Regions from separate parts of the Mus musculus genome. Here region 1 is linked to region 2. Evidence: chromatin loops called from intact Hi-C (ENCODE). Cell type or tissue: gastrocnemius. All regions are shown on one strand. Links, peaks and the distances in the headings refer to the core of each region. The heading gives the core; the rest is flanking DNA.

Evidence for each region. Peaks named below come from ENCODE experiments on the same cell type or tissue, not always from the same donor. Only the 100,000 strongest peaks of a DNase experiment are listed, where the experiment ranks them.
Region 1: a loop joins it to region 2, with 6 times the contacts of the local background. A loop is called at or near these places in 20 of 42 quality-filtered maps.

Annotation. Positions count from the first base shown.
Region 1 is chr2:178,662,201-178,667,583 of GRCm38, reverse strand. It overlaps Gm35695 (predicted gene, 35695), which reads right to left. Exons shown (of 4, transcript NR_166157.1): 3 at 4,412-4,542; 4 at 2,077-2,440. Among named protein-coding and RNA genes, the nearest start is that of Gm35695, 5.5 kb to the right of the region's middle. In gastrocnemius, for the core only: a CTCF peak has its summit at 2,373 (motif pointing right); a DNase peak (open chromatin) is centred at 2,373.
Region 2 is chr2:178,505,355-178,510,737 of GRCm38, reverse strand. No RefSeq gene overlaps it. Among named protein-coding and RNA genes, the nearest start is that of Gm35582, 6.0 kb to the right of the region's middle. In gastrocnemius, for the core only: no CTCF peak of the experiment used is centred there; DNase peaks (open chromatin) are centred at 2,169 and 3,151.

The sequences.
Region 1 (5,383 bases), core at 317-5,316, 160 kb before region 2:
AAGCATTGCATGAATGTGTTGACACGGTCAGCCATGCACACCTTGAACATCCCGCACGTTCTGCTCTCTGCAGCACCAGGCTTCTTAGGTAATAGTTTATATTACCAGCCCTGAGCCCTGATGTGTGACTAGGGAACACTCCTTCCTCTTTGGATCCCAGCAGCAATGAGAGCCCCCCTCCCCCAAGAACGATGGGTAGGTCAATTGCTCACATCTGCAGTACCAATGCATGGTGGGTAACTGATGTTCAAAATACCTATTAATGAGATGATAGACTAGGAGATATTGCCTTGGGATAGGAAGAGGTATGTGGACCACCCAGTCAGGAACCCTGTGTGACCTGGTCCTGCAGAAGTCTGGGGCTCCTGAGGAGCCCACAGACACAAGACACTACAGCACTCACAGGCAGATCTGGTCATCCTCAAAGCACAACTCTTTCCAACACAGAGAAAGGAAAATATTGGCTTTACACATTAAGAGGAGCCTTATTAAAGTTTTAAAGGCTAATATATAATGGTGAGTCACTTATGCCCGGTCAGCGCTCTCGGGGATGACTTGGGTTAATCCACTCAGGTACGCCTCTCTGAGTTGCTTGAGAGCTCCCACTACAGATCCGAAGGCCCTTCCTGCCGTCTGCAGAGAGGACCCATGGAGGATTCCCCTTGACTCCACCTTCTATCTGACACAGCCTCGGAAGCTTTCCGGTGTTCTGACTTGAGCACACACAGTCTGTCTCTTACCTCTGCAGGTAAGTGCCACCCGACACAAGCGCTTTCTCCTCAAACATAGCAAGCAGGAGAACCCGAAGCACTTCTCACACTGGGTACCTGATTTGATGACAGCAGGCAGAGCTCCATGCCCCCAGCCATGGTTCTATTCCCTGCTGCTTTCTAATATAAACTTTCCTTGGGGACACTGTCACGGGGCCTGTGGGTCAGTCCCTACCATGCTTGCTCATCTCTCTAATGAAAGTGGCTCAGAGGTCCTCCCCTTCTGCCCCTTGGATATTGGCTTCCCTAAGGGAGGATCTCTGTGCAACCGTGCTCTTCCTACAGCCTGCCCCTGTCCAGCTAGCAAAAACAGAGGAATAAGGACCCATTGTGGCAAACCATAGAATACTTGGGGGACAGTCAGCCTTGAGTTCTGCACGTTCAAGATTCATTTGAGAGGATCTCACCAGTTGTCGGCTCCAGAGAAATCAAGAGCGGGTAGGGGTGTGTGGATTAGGATGGCATCGACCGAATCGGAGAAGTGATTATTTTAAGGATGAATCCAAGCCTGAGTGCTGAAGTTGACTCTCGGGGCCAAGGAACCTGGACAGGGGTGATATGGACCTGCCAGACAAGGAGGCCCAGGCTGGGAGCTGCTGCAGATCTCCAGTTGACTGCTGTCTGAGTGCGTGCATGTCAGTACTTCTGCAGATGTCCTGTTCTAGACCCCACGAAGTCCTGATTAGAGTGTAATTCAAACCTTATTCCTGAAAATGCTTGACTTTGGAATTATTTTCAATAGCATAGAATAATTTGACAGAATGATACCAAGATCTCTAGTGTACATTTTACTTTTTATTAGCCTTAACTCATGGTGACGGAGGCTTCATGAAAGGCATCAACTTTCTTGAGTCTATGCAGAGACTCTGCAAATACCATTCCCATTCCCCCAGATGCCTTAAGAGGCACAAAAGTCAGTGACAATCATGTCCCATCTCTCCTCTTGTTCTGTGCTGTTTACCACAATCACAAAACTCCTCCAAAGACAGAATCCCTCCAGAGGCCCCATATCCACCCCTGTTTCACAAGGATCTCACAAGTTGCCCATGGCTATGTGGTATGTGGTCAAGGATGTGGCAGGAGACAGAGACATTCAGCTACCTGGGTATACCTTCAGGGATACAACTCTGCACCAGGCTGGCCTGGTGACACCAAGTCCCAAGAGCTCCCTTACAGGACAGAGTAAGTACAAATATCCCCATGGCTGGCTCAGGTGGCTCAAAACTTCAGGATGGAGATGCATAGACCTTCACATATTATTAATGACACTGGTAATAGAAGATAAAAAATAGTAATTCAGACAGCCTTGAATTGCAATAATCATTATTATTACAATAGTGAGTTAGGAAATGTTTTTTTGTTAATAAACCAGTAAGTAAGGAATGGTTCCATTGCCCGGTGGGAACAGCTTGAGAGCAACCACTCAGCCCTGTATACTTAGGGCACTGATGGGGACAGATGACATCTTAAATCTTCCTCACCCTGCTAGCAGACAGCAGCGGTCCTTGGATGGAGTGGCCAGAGCTGAGAGGCTGACAGCAGGCTGGCAAGACCAGCTTCTGCGGTTTGGATGTGGAATCCCAACCCTGAGAGAGGTTCGTGTGCCTGAAGACTCTGTCTCCAGCAGGTGGCGCTGTTCAAGAGACTATGGAAACTTCAGATGGTGGAGCCTAGAAAGAGGAAGTGGGTCAGTGGAGGTGGGCCTTGACACTATTTAGACTGGTCCTGATTCCTATCTAGCCTCTGCTTCCTGACTACAATACAATACAATACAATACAATACAATACAATACAATACAATACAATACAATACAATACAATACAATACAGAAAGCTAGCATACACTTGGGCTGCGGTCTTCCCCACCTTGTTAGACTGTAAGCCAATACAGACCTGTCCCCCCTCCCTCCGCCCTTAATTTGCTTCTGAGGTGGGGAATGGAAAACACCAGACTGGGTCAGAATCAGGTTCTCAGACTGCTGGGAGAAACAAGTGTAGGCAAGAACTGTACCTGCACTGTTCCTGCTGACAGCACCTCAGCGCTCTCCCACAGCTTTCCAGTGCCCCTGCTGCTGCCCTAGGTTTTCCTGCCTATGGAGATGTGAATAGACATGTCTTTACCCCAGACTCGACACCAGAGTAAGGACTCCACCAACATCAACTTTAAGGGACCAATGAGTCTTTTGGCTTGCCTACACAGCATCAGTGGGTGTGGGGAACCCCAAAGCTGTATCCCAGTAAAGTCTCAACCCACCAAGGATGATGACATTCACAAAGGCTGAAGCCTAGAACCCCCCTTTCATCAGCTAGCTAACCTCGATCCTGTACACTCCAGCTCACCACAAGACCACCTCAGCTGGGGAAAGGGAAGGGGAACCATGCATGGAACACAGGCAGCTCGGGTGGCCCTCTCCTCTCTTCCTGTTTGGGCGTATCAATAAATATCTCCATTACTATTGCCATTACCATACACCTAGCTACCTCACCACTGCTCTGTTTAATTGGTTGCCATGGCTACAGAAACAAGGTAATCTCTATTCCATGATAGCAAGGAGGAGAACACATTTTCCTGAGTCTGTTGGGAGGAAGAAGGAGAGTCACCATCGCACAGCACACAAGTGAAGATACTAAGGCCCAGGGTTGTGGCCTCTAGATAGAATCAGACCTCCAAGACTCTAGGTTTCTGTATCTGTCCCAAATGACAGGGAATCTGAGCAGACATGAGATGGGTAAGTATGACTGGGGATCCTAGTGGACAGGAGAGATGGGTAAGGATGACTAGCAGTCCAAGGGGACAGGAGAGATGCACAGAGGAAATTTCACACACAGCCACTGAAGAGAGGTGATGTGCACATTCAGGGAACATGAGAATTCTGAACCTTGAGGGTTAACCCATGTGCTACAGAAAGGCACCCATGCCAACAGGCTTGGCTCGTGGCTTTCTGCATGCCTGTGACTGCTGTGGCTAATTGTTGCTGACTTAAATGTCACACAGTGGATGCGTTCGGAAGTAGAGTTTTAAAGCAATGTGTTTTGGGCTTCCTCCCATCCTCAGCCCTTTCCTTTCCAGAAAAGCAAGGCATGGCCTTGCGCATTAACTTAGAATGAAATGTCAGTGTATGGAGGGATATCCTCAGCGTGCCAAGGCTTTATAGCAATGAACATGCAAGGTCTCCCAAAAGACTTCAAAATGGAATTAGCTTACAATACAGATTTAAGCTATATTTCTTTTTTTGACCCAGTTTATCTCTTTTTTAAAAATCAAAGGAATTCCCCCTCTTTCTTTGTTCTCTGTCCTTTTTTATAATCCCACAATTCTTGACACCTCATGTCCTGCACAGTGGCCTTGGAGCTAGTCATGATTGATGAGCAAGCAAACCCTGTGAGGTAGTGTGGGGCGTTATACTCCTATCTCACCAGGCCTTTCCTACTCTTGTTTTACGTTACTTTTGATTGACATATAATTGTACATATTTATGGGAAAATGTGATGTTTTGATGCATGTGTGCATTGTGTAATGATAAGGTAGTAATCAGCACACAATAAACACTTGCTGTCTCTTTGTGGTGAAAACACTCCCAACTGTTGTCTGGGGTATTATGGAAACACAACAACGATGAGCTCAGGGCTGAAGCACTCACTGTTTTCACAGAGGACCCAGGTTGGGTTCCCTACAGTCACATGGTGGCTTAAAACCATCCAGGAACCCCATGCCAGGGAATTCAGCTCCATCTTTGAGCCTTCATTACTGGACATGCAAAAATGCTCATACCTATAAAATAAAAAATAAACCTTTTTTAAAATTAAATTAAAAGAATAACCCCCATCATGGTGATAACACTGGTAAGTAAGAAGTAGAAGAAGATCGTGTGACATCATCCAGGAGTAGAAAGATGAATAGTCCATCATCTTGCTCATCAGTGGTCTTCACAAGTGTCAATCTCACAGAGGTTCAGAGAAGTTGGTGGCCAGGCAGACAATGGCTGGGACACAACAGGCAAGAACCCGTACTTCCATAGGGGAGTGAACACAGGCATCCCCTGCACATTGAGGTGGGTCGTTTCTGACTTAAAGGCAGGATGCAAATGAGACCTATCAGCTCCATGAGAGCTTTGGGACACACTTGGACAATGAGTCATGGTTTATTTACTGTGTCAACATTTGAACAATGGGCTACAGTTGACTGTGTCAACACTTGGACTATGGGCCACTGTTGACTGTGTCAACACTTGAACAATGGGCCACAGTTGACCATGTCCACACTTGGGCAATGGGTCACAGTTTACTGAGTGTCCACAGTTGAGCAATGGGCCATGGTTGACTGAGTGTCCACTACCTTAGTTTGGTGCAAGCTCTGCTTCTATGTTACTTTTCTACTTCTACTCTGCCTTAAGCTTAGCAAGGTAAACCTGATATTGCTGCCTCATGCCTTTGGAGACCAAAAGGCCAGCCCAGGTTTCATGAACAGAATCTGGCCCTGATCCTGTCTGGAGGCTCTGGGTGGGCTGTTTCCCCAAGCACTCTGCAAGAACACAGTTCCTTTCTTACACTGCATGGTGGTCCCTTTCCCTTGCTGGCTGAAAGGCTTGAGGGCCTTCCCCCAGCCAGAGAGT
Region 2 (5,383 bases), core at 212-5,211:
TGTCTTGGTTGTTCATGCTGCTATAATAAAATAGACACATAATGAATGTAGAAGCATACATATCACAGTTCTGAAGGTTGGAAGCTGAAGCCAGTGCCTCCATCATCCAAGATGGCTTTTGTGCCTGCTTCCTCAGTTCTGTGTCTGCACATGTCAGAAGGTGGACCACGGAAGGGTCTAAGCCAGTTCCCTCCTGCTCACCTGTTATTGATCCTGTTGGTAAGGGCTCTAACTTCCTGACTTAACTGCCCCCTCAGGCCCACTTTGTAATACTGTCACATCAAGGTCTAGGCTGCAAGGTACTAATCGTGGAGAAACATATATATTCAAACTGTAGCAGAGAGAGAGAAAGAGAGAGAGAGAGAGAGAGAGAGAGAGAGAGAGAGAGAGAGAGAGAGAGAGAAAGAGAGAGTCTGTGTGTCTGTGTGTGTGTATGTATGCTGTAACAGTGAGTATTGGGGGCATTCTGTAGCTGTGTGTGTGTGTGTGTGTGTGTGTGTGTGTGTGTGTGTGTGTATGCAAATGTATGTACTAAAGCATGCAAATCCACAAACATGTATGTATCTTTATGGATCTGTACAGTTGTGTGCAGGCACACTGCATGAGTGCCAAGTCTGTGCTATATAATTGTATACAGCAGAGATAGATGAGGACATGTGATAGGTCTATGAGTATGCACATCCATATACACACAGACATGTGTGCACACACATGTATGTAGCAAGCATAGCTGTAGATAAGATATACATGATCATTCACATGGGTTTGTTTTTAGTGCTGGGGAATGGAACCCAGAGCCTTACAGATATGAGGCAAGTAAGCACTATAATGCTGGGCAATAGCTCTAGCCTTGTATCTGTGTATATGTATGCATGAGTATGCATATATGACATCATCATATACCTATGCACACATGTATGTGTATATATGTGTTGTGTGTATATGCAGGCATGAGTGTACATGCAAATGTATACCTATGTATACGCATGTGCATATATGTGTACATACATATGTGTATCATGATGTATATGCTCAGATACATGTCTTTGTGTGTGTGTGTGTGTAAAATGGCCTGAAAGAGCCACCCAAGCAGGAAACCAGTGTCTGTGGCAATTCCTTGCTTGAACACCCAGTCCCTGTCCACTGGCCATGTACAGTCTTCTGCTCTGCCCTCCCCTGGCCTCACCCCACTCCATCCCTGCCCTCCCCTGGCCTCATCCCACTTCATCCCGGCCCTCGCAGCTTTTCTTCACTCCTCTTCCCCACTTCCACCCAAGACGAGGCCTCAGCTCTGAACTGCTGACAGCTGCCGTGAGCTTCAACAGCTGCTCTGAGTTCCAAGGCACGAAGCAGGGGCCACTAGAAGGAAGTGAAATCCCCACCCACTTAACAGCTTAATGAGGACTTGAACCTGAGCCCGGGAGGAATTGTCAGTGTGACTATTTGCTTGGATGTGGAGGACGTGTCTGGGCTTTCAAACCTGCCCCAGGGAGGAGCCAGAACAAGCTGGAGGCAGGGAGATGGAGATGCCTGCAATTCTGTCTGCCCCCAGCTTCCCTGGGAGACCCTGGAGTCAGGTGTGCAACTTCACAAGGGCCAGGCGTGTGCAGGGAACAGTGGTGTCAGTGGAAGCACATGGAACCCTCTGTGTATTCCAAGCCACCCTAGGGAATGAAGTCCTCCTACAAGAGGCCACTCAGAAAAAAAGAGGTCTTCAGAGCCAAACCTGCACGGACTGAGACATGTGAAATGGCTCTGTCTAACTACTGAGTGACTCCCATTCTCTGTAGACAGGACTCCCCTGCCTGCCCTGTTTACAGGGCAGATTGGCACCTACACCCCCTTGTCCCTCCTAGGCCAGATTTTCTGGTCAGCTACCTATCCTCTGCTCTCGTTCATGAACATGAGGAGCTCCAGCTGTCTATATGAGCCCAGGCCCTCCCTCTGCTTGTGGAGTTCTCCACAGCTCCTCCAGGAGCCAGGCCTCAGCCTTCCCTGCTCCCACAGATGCCAGGAGCCAGGCCTCAGCCTTCCCTGCTCCTGCAGATGCTCCCCCACAGTCTCTCCATATTTGCTTTCTTGCACCGGGCACCTGTCCACTCTACCTTGCCTTGCTTACCCACCTATTAGATGTTTTCTTTCTACCTGATTGCAATGCAAACCCCAGTGACCCTTATGCTGTGTCCTCTTGGAAGAGAGCAAAGTGCCTGGCAGATAGCCGCTCACTGGACACTTGGATTCAGGAATGCTACATTAGCCAGGCACATGCTGTCCCCACCCCCATCCCTGACCACGAGGCATAAAACAAACACATGTCCACATTCAGAGCCCAGAGAGGGAACTCTAGTCTTACACAGAGCGATCTGACAAATGTTTTATCAGTGTAGGAGTCGACCCACCTGGTAGTGAGCTCTCCAGACCAGGGCCCTTTCTGAATGAAAGATGGCTCTTATACGGGAGGTTTCCATACAGTTGTTCTCATTTGGTTTCTTTTGCTGTGATAGAGCTATTAACAAAAAAGCAAGCTGGGGTGGGGGTGTTAAAGACATGGCTTAGTATATGAAAACACTGGCTATTTTCCTGGGGCACTTGGGTTCAATTCCTACACTCACTTGAAGGCTCAGGCCCCAGGGAATCCAGAGCCCTCATCAGGCCTCAGGCACCAGACCAACTCAAGATGCACAACCATACATGCAGGCAAAACAGCCGTACACATAAAATAAGTCAATCTTTTTAAAACAGCTTACGGGGAATGTTAATGTTAATTTTAGCTCACAATTTCAGGTTACATCCCCTCATTGTGGGGAAGCCAAGGCAGAAGCACCGGTCACCTCAGATCCACAGGCACGATCAGAGGGAAATGCTTGCTAAATGCTCTAGCATTCTTGACTCTTAGCCCCGGAGCCCCTGCCTGGAAAATGGTGCAGCCCACACTGGGTAGGTCTTCCCACATTAATTAATGTAACCAAGACGATCCCCCACAGACATGCTCACAGACCAGCCTGACCAAGACAATTCCTCTTTGGGACTCTTTTCCCTGATGATTCTAGGATGTATCAAGTTGACAAAGCTAATCTTCACAAAGCTCCAGACAGAATTTCTCTAAGCACCTGGGCAGGGCCAGGCTCGGTTCCTGGCTTGCTTCTGCCATCTGCTGGTCACTGGTTGAATTGCACTGGAGAAGCTTACCACCACTCCTCTGCCTTTTCTTTCTAGGAAAGACTCACTATCCTCTCTGTCTACAACAGGGTCCATCTGGCTGACCTGTCAATCAACATGAAGTGGAATAGACTCTAAACTCTACTCATGTGCAGTAGAGATATTTATAACTTGGCTCAAAGTCTTAAGATTTTCCCATATTTTGTATCTATTAACTGAAATTACACTCAATATTAAACCCATGAGTCTGGATGATTTAGACACAGAAAGTTTGAGTACAATTTCCAAAAAAATCACACAGCTACAGAGTGATGCAGCTCACCTTTGAGCCTCTGCAACGGGAAATTTCGGGGCGTACTTTACCCATAACCTCACAACTGGCACAGGGCCCTAGTCATCTCAGCCTGAGACTCCACCAGACAGATAGAAGACACTTCAGCAAATCATCTTTGAGCACTAGCAACCATTCTGCCATTCAGAGCTTCCATCTTTCACACCCAGGAGGTTGTGGCTTGGTTCTTCTGGGGCCTCCCCAAGCCATCAGAGGATAGTGGAGGAAGCATATAGGCCGGGGTGGAGATCTGATGCCTCGGGACCCTCTGACTGAGCTGTCTCTAAGCCTCAATTCCCCTTCTCATATGTGTACCAGGGGAAAGCTCCCAACACTGTTTGATACAAACTCTCATCACCATCTTACTCAAGGCTCTGAAGAAGCCCTGCAAGAGACAAATCCACTTCCCTTCCTCAGCCCAACCGACCCCAGGACTGTAGAGCCACCATGGGCCTCACAGTTCCATCTTCAAATTGCAGGGCTGTCACCATCCAGGCTTTCCTGCAAATGTAACAACTGACCCACCAAGAACAGGGTCTATCCCGAACCTAAGGAGCTCCAGATCCCACACATCTGTGGCTCTGGCTTTGAGGCCTTCCAACACCTGTCTCCCGGGCCTGGGATCCAGCGCTTCCCATCTGGATTCCAGAGTCAGCCTCATGGACCATAAGCAATTAGTCTGAGGCAGAGAAGACAGTTTTTAATAATTCTGTCATTATCCTCCATTTTCAGCACCAGCAGACACGAAAACTCCATTTCCCGTTTCTTTTTTTTTTTAAAGGTATCAAATGGCTTCTGCATCACATTGCAATGTCGACATCAGTCCGGTTGTTTGTAGAGCAGACTCGTGCTTTCACGGCCTGAAGAAACTTGACCCCACGGTGTCAGTGTGGGGTCACTGCAGAGCCTAGTTTGACTCGGTGGCGCTGGGTGCTGAGGTCCACTTCCATTACACAAGACATAGGGTGCAGCAATGCTGTGTAGCTGACAGTCGGATGTGAACGAAGCCCACAGCTTCCTGCTGGGTCAGCGTGACGGTGAGGAAACCACCCACCATCCTCCCCAGACACAGAGTGATCTGGAGGAAGTGAGCCATGGAGGGGTGGCTGGTGGAGGACCTCACGACAGAGCCAGATCAGCAGGCAGGAGGAGAGTATAAGGTTCAAGACAGGAAAGCCATTGATAAGCCAGGACGTAGCAGAGTCCACATATGGGAGATGGAGACACTGGGCTCTAACCACATTAATTTCAACAGCCAAGGTAAACAGCTGGATGGGGCTTAGAATGATCGGTCCACTGCAAGCACACACTCCCATGAGACCCCTGTGTGGCCGAGGCACACCCTTTAAGTACCATTCTCACCCTATAAATGAGAAGTCCTGGACACAGAGAAGTTGAGTAACCTGTTCAAAGTCACACAGCAAGGAAAAAGCTCTGGGGATTGAGTCCAGAGCAGGGCAAACAGGTCCCTGCTCTTGGGTGTCTGTGGACACAGACTTTAAAGGTAAGTCTGGGTTATACCTCTTGACCAGGGCTGTCACCAGAAGCAGCAGCCTTGAAGATGAGGAGTGTGATCTTGTCTTGTTGGTCACAGAGCCCGTCAACAAGAGGACAGACTCTGCAGGGTCAAACGGGTGCATACAGCTTTCACATATATTACCATGATGCCGGGGTTCCATTGGGTCCCTGCCCAGGGCTGTCAGCCACCTCAGCAGCTACTGTAGCAGGATGAATGACCCCACATGCAGGCAGAGCACTGACCCCACATTCTACACCTGGTTCAGTATGTGGCATAGAACTGAGGGTCTCTTACACACAAGACAAGCACCAATTCCCAGCACCTACACGGTGGCTCACCACCACTTGTAACTCCAGTCACAGGGATCTGACAGC